Linked DNA regions of Homo sapiens: all the other regions are linked to region 3. The links are chromatin contacts, found by Hi-C or POLR2A ChIA-PET in ENCODE. All regions are on one chromosome and are shown on one strand. Each heading gives the region's core, a stretch centred on a gene start or an enhancer-like site at or near the end of the contact. The rest is flanking DNA. Distances are from core to core; before and after follow the strand shown.

The links. Hi-C counts contacts between places; a loop is a spot of excess contacts on that map. ChIA-PET counts read pairs that join two places held with the same protein, here RNA polymerase II (POLR2A). Pooled maps may share reads with other maps.
Region 1: a loop to region 3 is called in a map of naive thymus-derived CD4-positive, alpha-beta T cell, with 23 times the contacts of the local background. The contact joins the promoter of PRKN here to the promoter of MPC1-DT in region 3. A Hi-C loop is called at or near these places in 1 of 168 maps with a recorded cell type or tissue (naive thymus-derived CD4-positive, alpha-beta T cell) and 11 of 50 pooled maps. POLR2A ChIA-PET finds 5 or more read pairs at or near these places in 1 of 52 experiments (OCI-LY7).
Region 2: a loop to region 3 is called in a pooled map, with 12 times the contacts of the local background. The contact joins the promoter of C6orf120 here to the promoter of MPC1-DT in region 3. A Hi-C loop is called at or near these places in 1 of 37 single-sample maps with no recorded cell type and 6 of 50 pooled maps. POLR2A ChIA-PET finds 5 or more read pairs at or near these places in 1 of 52 experiments (GM12878).

The regions. Positions count from the first base shown.
Region 1 is chr6:162,726,178-162,729,095 of GRCh38, forward strand. PRKN (parkin RBR E3 ubiquitin protein ligase) reads right to left here and starts at 1,589. Exons shown (of 12, transcript NM_004562.3): 1 at 1,485-1,589. The coding sequence starts at 1,491. PACRG (parkin coregulated) reads left to right here and starts at 1,797. Exons shown (of 5, transcript NM_001080379.2): 1 at 1,797-2,214. The coding sequence starts at 2,059. RefSeq lists silencers at 1,167-1,706, 1,196-1,417.
Region 2 is chr6:169,700,800-169,703,641 of GRCh38, forward strand. It overlaps C6orf120 (chromosome 6 open reading frame 120), which reads left to right and starts at 1,327. Exons shown (of 1, transcript NM_001029863.3): 1 at 1,327-2,842. The coding sequence starts at 1,661. The coding sequence ends at 2,236. WDR27 (WD repeat domain 27) reads right to left here and starts at 1,230. Exons shown (of 26, transcript NM_182552.5): 1 at 752-1,230. RefSeq lists enhancers at 784-863, 1,184-1,273 and a silencer at 1,324-1,693.
Region 3 is chr6:166,381,533-166,384,510 of GRCh38, forward strand. It overlaps MPC1-DT (MPC1 divergent transcript), which reads left to right and starts at 1,646. Exons shown (of 1, transcript NR_189630.1): 1 at 1,646-2,978. MPC1 (mitochondrial pyruvate carrier 1) reads right to left here and starts at 1,408. Exons shown (of 5, transcript NM_016098.4): 1 at 1,274-1,408. The coding sequence starts at 1,344. RefSeq lists an enhancer at 551-730 and silencers at 1,091-1,190, 1,341-2,080.

The DNA of each region.
Region 1 (2,918 bases), core at 339-2,838, 3.7 Mb before region 3:
GTGCTTGTCTTTATATAGCTTTACAATAAATTTGTTTCTCTTAAAATTATCTGTGCACTAGATTAAGTTAAATTAAAATAAAATGTATTTAACTGTCTTCAAAATAAGGTATAGGCTATTTTCTTCCTGTAGACTGACAGCACAGATATTGGAAAATCTCTTCTACTTGGTTTTCTGATTCAGTTCAAACTTGTGCTTGCAAGTGAATCTTACGTAAATGTCACCTAAAAAGAGCTCAAGAAGACTCATAAAAAATATTTTTTTCGTAATTTGATTAACTTTCAAGTCATTCACCAAAAGTCAGACCATGCTAGAAAGGGAAGAAAAGTTGGACAACATTCTTGTTTTACCACAAAGACCATGCCAGTTAGCTGGCTTGATTCTCCCACTGATGGGGAGAATGTTTACATTTTAACAATAACTTCACAAATAAACAGATGTAAGAAGTGTTTTCAGTGCATAAAGATCATATACTTTATAAATCCACCTCTCATCTTTCTTCTGGACAGACCACATCTGACTTCGAACGTACTTACTGCAATCAAAAGTGTTTTGTAAAGGACCCTCCTCAGGAATAAACAAGCTCACTAAACCCTCCATACATAACCTGGAGAAACCTCCACAATAATGAAACCCCATCTAGCACTGTTTTTCAAACATATGGTGCATTTCCATTAATTTTCAGGGATAGCCCCTAAAGTAACTTTTGGCTCAACAACCCTGGAAGAGAGGACCTTTGCTCATCTTACACATCAAGTGTTCATGAACAACTCTGATGCCACTAAGTTTCGTTCACAAACTTGCACCTCGGTCGTTCTTTTACAAAAAAAAAAAAGAAAGGTTATTTTGCAAAAGGCAATAGATTTAATCTTGGCTACTATTTACTCTTAATGTTTCTTTCATCTCAGCCCTCCAATGAGAAGTTTAAAAGGAAACATCCGAGGGAGCAAGTTTAGATCTATCTGGAGGAGTTTCTGTGGAGCCAGCCACCCTCACCAGGTGCCTTCCATTAGAGTTTAATGCTTTGCTGCGGTTTCCTGAAAGAGCCCCACAGAGAGTGGGTCTCGATGGGTCCTGAACCGCACCACAACCGGCCAGTGAGGTGAGGGGCGAAGGTGAGGGGCGGCGGCGGGGCGAAGGTGAGGGGCGGCGGCGGGGAGAAGGCTTCGGGACCCCACACGGTCCGGGGGACCGCGAACGAGGAGCGGGGGTGCGGGGCCGCCTGGCGTCCCCGTCGAGGCGGTCTTCATGAGAACGCTCAGAGCAGGGGCGGGCAGGCGAGGGCTTCGAACGCACACACTGGGGCCCCGGACCCGCGTCGCTGAGCTGGGGAGCCCGGCGGCGCGGGCCGGGGACGGCACGGGCACTTTGGCCCCGTCATTGACAGTTGGCACCGGGGGTCCTGGTCGGCCGAGGCGGGGCGTGGCGCCATACCGGGGCGTGGGGCGGCGCAGAGAGGCTGTACCTGGCAGGTACCCACGTACCTATCATGGTCACTGGGTAGGTGGCGGCTGCGGGCCAGGAACAGGCCCATGCGCGCAGCGGCGCCAGCCGCGCCTCCCACCAGCGGCTCTCCTGGGTTAAATCCTCCAGGCCTCCCCGCCCCCGCGCCCGGCCCTAGGAATGCGCACGCGCGGAGGGCGCGGCCCAGGGCCTGCTGGGAGTCGTAGTTCTAACGCGTAGTTTCTCCTCACGCCTCCTGCCCCCAGCCCCCCACCGCCGCCCTTTCCGGCTTCAGGCCCAGCAATCTTACGTCACCGGGGGGCGGGGCTATGCGCCCGCCGTGTTGACCAGTCGCTTAGCAACCGGGAGGCTTACCTTTGGAAGCTTGTTGCAGCTCTAGCCAAGGTCCTGCCCTCTTCCCGCCCCGCCCCTAGGGTCCAGCTCCCTTCACCTAGGAGCTGCCAAACATCTGGATCAACCTGGGCACTACGAGGGGTTGAATTTCTACCATTATCGCGCCTTTTGATATTTTTTTCCAGACCTCCTGCTCACATCCGTAAAGCCCACTGATTCTTTTACTACACTTTTTATGAGAACAAGACATTTTCTAGGAAGATGGTGGCAGAAAAAGAGACCCTGAGCTTAAACAAATGCCCAGACAAGATGCCGAAGAGGACCAAGCTGCTGGCACAACAGCCGCTCCCGGTGCACCAGCCTCACTCTCTGGTTTCTGAGGGTTTCACAGTCAAAGCCATGATGAAAAACTCAGTCGTAAGTGATCTTCCTGAATTAAATGCACTCGCTCTGAATCAGGGGACACGAGATTTACAGAGGTTGGCCAGCCTTAGGATGGACTCTGAGCCATGTCCTGGGTGGTCTTTGCCAAAAAAGGCAGTTACTTGGCAAGTAGCAAACGGTGCCCCACAGTGTGTGGGGGGCAGGCTAGGTTGTTAGAATCTTGGGCAAGTGATGTACTCTGCCCATTTATAAGCACCTTCCTGATAACTTATGGTTTCTGGACCGCCCAAAATTACTCTTAAGCTATTTACACGAGGAAAAAAGATCCCCTTTACTTACTAATTCCTAACTAGCCCCACTCAGCAAAGGGCCTTATAGAAGGTGAGTTCTTAGAAATCATAAACTCTTGCAAAATTTAACATGAGCTGATATACAACCGGGAACATAAACTCATGAAATAATCTATAATGAGAAATTTCTTCACTTCAACCTAGGAAATTTTAGAATATCCTAGCATTTGCTCTAACAACACTTGTCTCTTACAAAATGATGTCATCTTCTTAGAGTACTGAAAGCCAACTTAATATGAACACTGTTTCCTGACAGGCCTTTTAAGATGATGTGCTTTAAACAATACAAGCTTTAGCTCATATATCTCTGCTACTAATACAATTCATATTTCATCTCTATTATTTGTAGTAATAAAAATAAAATATTCTAAGTATCATTAGAGAAAA
Region 2 (2,842 bases), core at 77-2,576, 3.3 Mb after region 3:
CAATGCAGAAATAATAAAGTTTTTTATCCCTACCTCCTCTCCCTGCTGTGCCAACCCTAGGGGATAATCAATGTCACAGGATATCCCCAGGAATATCCATGTACATACATGCACAGAACAAGTCAGGGAAAATAAACTAAATTTATTATTTTAGTGAGATTCTAGTGCACCTAACACTAGGTAAGCACTTCAGGAAAAGGCAGTGACAAGTGATTGCTAAAGATACCATAGTCTTAAAGTTAAGTCAGTAAACACAAGATAGTAATCCCAGATAAACTGGAAGCTGTAGAGTTAATACTCCTTTACTGGTACAGAGCAGTGTGTGTAAATTGTAGAAAATTTAGAAATACATAAAAAGATGAAAACTCTACTACTCGAGGAGTACCACTGATAAAATCCTGTGCATTTCCGTTTTTTTAATGTACATACGAATATTTTTAAAAAGAGAAAATTACTCCCTTCTGATTAGAAAAGATCGAAATTTTTCTCTTTTAGTGATAATCAAGTCAGAAACTTGCTGTTTGGCTCGAGTTAGGAAAACCTAGCCTGGTAGTTACCACGCAGGTTGAAAGGCCAGTGGGGCATAATTAACGAGCCCTCAGGGTCCACGCTCCCGCCCTCGGAGCTCAGAACCGACGGGAGGTGCAGGAGGCCGGGCATTTCTACAGCCCTGGTTCGTTCCTAAACTACTGAATCTTTTAAAGAGATCTGAGTGCTCCTTATACACAGCTGCTTTAATTAAAATAACCACCTGAGCCCTTTTCCTCCGAACTCCACATGCGCTCAGTTCTCAAAGCGCCGATCTCAAGCGGCCGCCCGGATGCTCCGGCCCGACTTGTGCCCCGAATTCCCCTGGAGACCCTCGCACTAGCACGGCGTCAGGAGGAGGCTTCGGGTGACGAGACAGCGGGCAACGGCTCTGGTCCAGAGCGCGCGTGTCCGCCGTTGGAAGCGGTCACGGCGGAACCCTCAAATCGCCCCCTTTCCTAGAGACCTCAGCGGAGCCGCGAGCAACCGCGCAGCCCCCGCGCTCCAGCCCTGCGCCCTAGGCACACGCCCCAGAGCAGCAGCTCGGGTTCGGCGCCGACTCCGCGCCGAGACCAGCCCGCTAGGGGAGGACTCACAGCACCCAGCTCCCAGGAGGGCACGCAGAGGACTACCGAGCCACACTCCGCCCCACGCTCGCCGCTATGGTTACTTGCCAGCCGACCCACGCGAGCCGCTATGGTTACTAGCCCGCCGCCCCTCGCGCCCACGCCCCTTTCGCTATCTCGCGACAGCTGGAGAAGCCTCGCTTCCGGCCGGCTCACTTACGGACCTAGCGTCACTTCCGCCTCCGGCGAGGCTCCGGCCTCGGGTCCGGATGTATAAAGCGCGGCCCCCTGCGGGGAGTGGTGGTGAGTCCGAGGGTGCCACAGCGGCCCTGCCCCTGCCCCTGCCCCTGCCCTGAGTGGGCGCCGCGCTACGGGGGAGGGGTTAACCCACCCCTCCTCCCCGGGGCCTCACGCGGGTGGGAAGGGACAGTCCCAGCGACAGACCAGGCGCCTGGACGCGCCGTGGACCCGCGTGCGGACGGCGGGGACAGGCTCCGGTGCTGAGCGCCTCCGGTGTCCCCAGCAGCACTGACCCACTTGCAGGCCCCGGAGCTGAGCCGCCAGCCATGGCCGCTCCCCGCGGGAGGGCCGCGCCCTGGACGACGGCCCTGCTGCTGCTCCTAGCCTCGCAGGTCCTGTCTCCGGGAAGCTGCGCGGACGAGGAGGAGGTCCCCGAGGAGTGGGTGCTCCTGCACGTCGTCCAGGGCCAGATAGGCGCCGGGAACTACAGCTACCTGCGGCTGAACCACGAGGGCAAGATAGTCCTCAGGATGCGCAGCCTCAAGGGAGATGCGGATCTGTACGTCTCCGCCAGCAGCCTGCACCCCAGCTTCGACGACTACGAGCTGCAATCGGCCACCTGCGGCCCGGACGCCGTGTCCATCCCCGCGCACTTCCGGCGCCCAGTGGGCATCGGCGTCTATGGACACCCCTCCCACCTGGAGAGCGAGTTCGAGATGAAGGTGTACTACGACGGCACGGTCGAGCAGCACCCGTTCGGCGAGGCCGCCTACCCCGCCGACGGCGCAGATGCCGGCCAGAAGCACGCTGGTGCCCCGGAAGACGCCTCGCAAGAGGAGGAATCTGTTCTCTGGACGATATTAATTAGCATTTTGAAACTGGTACTTGAAATTCTCTTTTGAGTCGTTGACCACACTCTGGGATATAAAACCCTCCATCTGTGAAGCTGATTGCAGTTTGCTGTGAACCTTGCTACTTGTACTTGGTTGAAGTTCTAGGTACCTTTAGTCAAGGGATGGAAAAATAAAGCCATACGCAGTTTTGTTACCTCAGTTACCCCAAAAATAGGAAAAGCAGCAAGCACAGTATTTTAAAGATCATAATTCCTATAAAAGGACTGTGCACAAAGTGTTTAGACTCCATTTTCATTAGGCAGGTTGACTAAAAATGATTGCAGTAACAGGTTTATATAAAATAGAGCAACCTTTCATGCTGTGACACAAATCAAAAGGTTGATAACTTTGTAATTTTACTCTGGAGATTCTAACCGAAGTTGGTGTAAGTTTTCAAGAGTTACTAAAATCAAGTTGGAAATGATTTACGTACACTTCCCTGAGCCTGGACTAAAGCCTCATGCCTGTACCCCAAGTAGGTGATGGTACTTTTCTATACAAAAAGGATTTCCTGGCAGGCAGGTATTTACAAAGTTTGTTCCTGTACCAGTCCAATAATGACAACTCTAAATCCAGCTGCACCAAATCTTAGTGGGCCATTTGTCATACCTATGA
Region 3 (2,978 bases), core at 396-2,895:
GCAGCTGTACACGTACCTAGGTTTTAAAATCATACACTGAAAAACTAACTAAAATTACACTCCTAAATAACCTAAAACTGCTTCAAAGTTATATTCAATATTTTGAAATAAAAGCAAGCGCCCCAAGATGAGAGGTGCAAATAAATTATAGAAAGTGTATTTTCAGGCTTTCCAACCGCGAATGCTCTTTGTTTCTAACTGGAAAGGAGGAGTTAACAGAAAATAGAACAAGAAGAAAAAGTATGACCTTAGAGACACGTCACTTTACTTTGGTTGACAGAATTTCGTATATAAAAACATCTTAAATTGTACTTCCTCCCAAGCTTAAAGTCCTTAGAATGAGAAAACCGAAAGGCGAACCCAAGGCCAGCACATTTTATTTCCGCTGTCCCAGAAGCGCGCTGGGCGCACCCGAAGCTCCGCTCCAACAGCGCCGCGCCGCGCTCTCAGCAGCGCCTCCCGCTGGCGTCTCCCCACCCCACACCCAGGTCGCCGCCTCTGGCACACCTGGACGGCCGCAGGTGACCGGCGACCCACTCCGAGGATCTGGTAGAAACCGGCCAGGAAACCACTCCCGCCCGGAGGAGCGAGCCACTGTCAACTGGCCCGGAGGGACGTGCCCACTGCCAACCATGGGAGAGGAACGAGCCTCTGTCACCCCTGCCGGGTCACCCTGCCCTGAGGGGCGCCCACTGTCACCCCTGCCGGGAGAGGCGTCCCCATGGTCACCCTGTCCTGAGGAGCGCCGTCGCTTTCGTCCCTCCAGGTCCCCACTGCCACTCTGGCCGGGAAGGGCGTCCACTGTTATGCCTACCAGGAGAGGCGTCCCCAGTGTCACCTTGGCCAGGAGGGACGCCCACCGTCACCCACTCCCTGAAGGGGACTCAATGTCACCCCTGCCTTGAGGGGCGCCCACTGTCACCCTGCCGGGAGAGGACACCCACTGTCACCCCCGCCCTGAGGAGCGCCCACTGTCACCCTGCCGGGAGAGGACACCCACTGTCACCCCCGCCCTGAGGGGCGCCCACTGTCACCCCCGCCCTGAAAGGCGCCCACTGTCACCGGCTCTCTACGCCGTCCGCTTCGGGGTGTGGCGGTCCGGGAGGGATCCGGGTGGGGCCCCCCTGACAAGCGCACCCTCTCGCCTGGGCCCCGGCCCACCCGCTGCCCGGGGCCACCGCGTCCTCGCGGCCGCCCTCGTCGCGGACTGCACGGGTCGCAGCCTCCCGGGAGCCCCTCCGGGTTGCGGGGTTCGGCCTGCGGCGCTCGTCACCTCATGAGGTAGTCCCGGAAATCCTTGCTTCGGACATAGTCCGCCGCTTTCCGCACCAACGCGCCCGCCATGGCTGTGCCGACACCAGACCCCGAGTGGTCCCTGCCTCTGCTGCCGCTTCCCAGAGCCAATGACACCCCGGCCAACCCCCCGGCAGCCGACGGCGAGCCAGCCCGAAGGCCCGCCTCACGACACCCGGCCACGCCTTACGGCCGCGCCGCGCCGCCCGGCTCTCGGCCAATGACAGGGCGCAGGGCCAGAGATGGTGGCGCGGACTGGCTGGCTCGTGCCGCACGCCTCCTTCCCGCCCTCGGTGGCGCACGGGGGCGGGGCCCGCTGCCGTAAAACGGCTGGGGCTGGGCCGGGGCTGGCAGGCGGTTGCTAGGCTCCAGCGGCTCCCGGCCAGCGGGGACGTGGAGGTGACATTTCTCTGACCCACAGGACTGTGGGCGCCCTGCCGAGCGTCGCGCGGTCTTGGGGCGACCTGCAGTGGGGCCCCTGCGGCGCAGCGCGCGGTGGGACTGGCCGGGTTCCCGCGCCGCCCAGGGCCTGTGTCTGCGCCGGTTCCTGGCAAGGGCACCTTGGCCGGGCGGCCCGCGTCCCCTGCGCTTCCCACACCCACGTGGGCGGACCCGGCCCGCAAGCTGGGCCAGCCTGCGGTTTCCGGGCACTGGGGAGTGCGCAGAGCCCCGGGCCAGCGACCGCAGCCGGGGCCCCTGGCTTCTCCCGAGCACTTTCCCCCGGACCGGTCCCTCCAGGGTGGCGGGCGGCACCCAGGGCCGGCGCTCCTCACCAACGCGCTGCAGCTACGGGCTCAGGAGGGAGCCGCAGCGTCGGAGGAGGAAAGCATTTAAGAATAGCACAAAGCCTTAGGCTCGAGGAAGCGTGACTGCTTACGTGTTGAAAATAAAGGTTCTGTAAGTCCCACCGCGGGTGCATATTGAAAAGAAAGGGATCATTAGCACGCGACCCTCGCCTAGGAGTATATAAACCGCAGCACGACTTTCGGATCACAAAGGCAGAGAAAAGAACACATTGAAGGCTTTTGCTCACTTTTCCAAGTTGTTTCGTTTCGTTTTGTTTCTAATGTGGACGATCATTTAAAATGCCTCTGGTGGCCGGGCGCGGTGACTGACGCCTGTAATCACAGCACTTTGGGAGGCCGAGGCGGGCGGATCACCTGAGGTCAGGAATTCGAGACCAGCCTGGGCAATACGGTTAAACCCCCTCTCTACTAAAAATAAAAAAATTAGCTGGGCGTGGTGGCATGTGCTTGTAGTCCCAGCTACTTGGGAGGCTGAGACAGAAGAATCGCTTGAACCCGGGAGGCGGAAGTTGCAATGAGCCAAGATTGCGCCATTGCATTCCAGCCTGGGCAACAGAGCAAGACCCTGTCTCCAAAAAAAACAAATAAATATAACAAAATTCCTCTGGTAGCCGGGTGCGGTGGCTCACGCCTGTAATCTCAGCACTTTGGGAGGCTGAGGCAGGTGGATCACTTGAAGTCAAGAGTTTGAGACCAGCCTGGCCAATATAGTGAAACCTCATCTCTACTGAAAATACAAAAATTAGCCAGGCGTGGTGATGCGCTCCTGTGATCCCAGCTACTCGGGAGGCTGAGGCGTGAGAATCGGTTGAACCCGGGAGGTGGAGGTTGTAGTGATCCGAGATTGTGCCATTGCACTCCAGCCTGGGCAACAGAGGG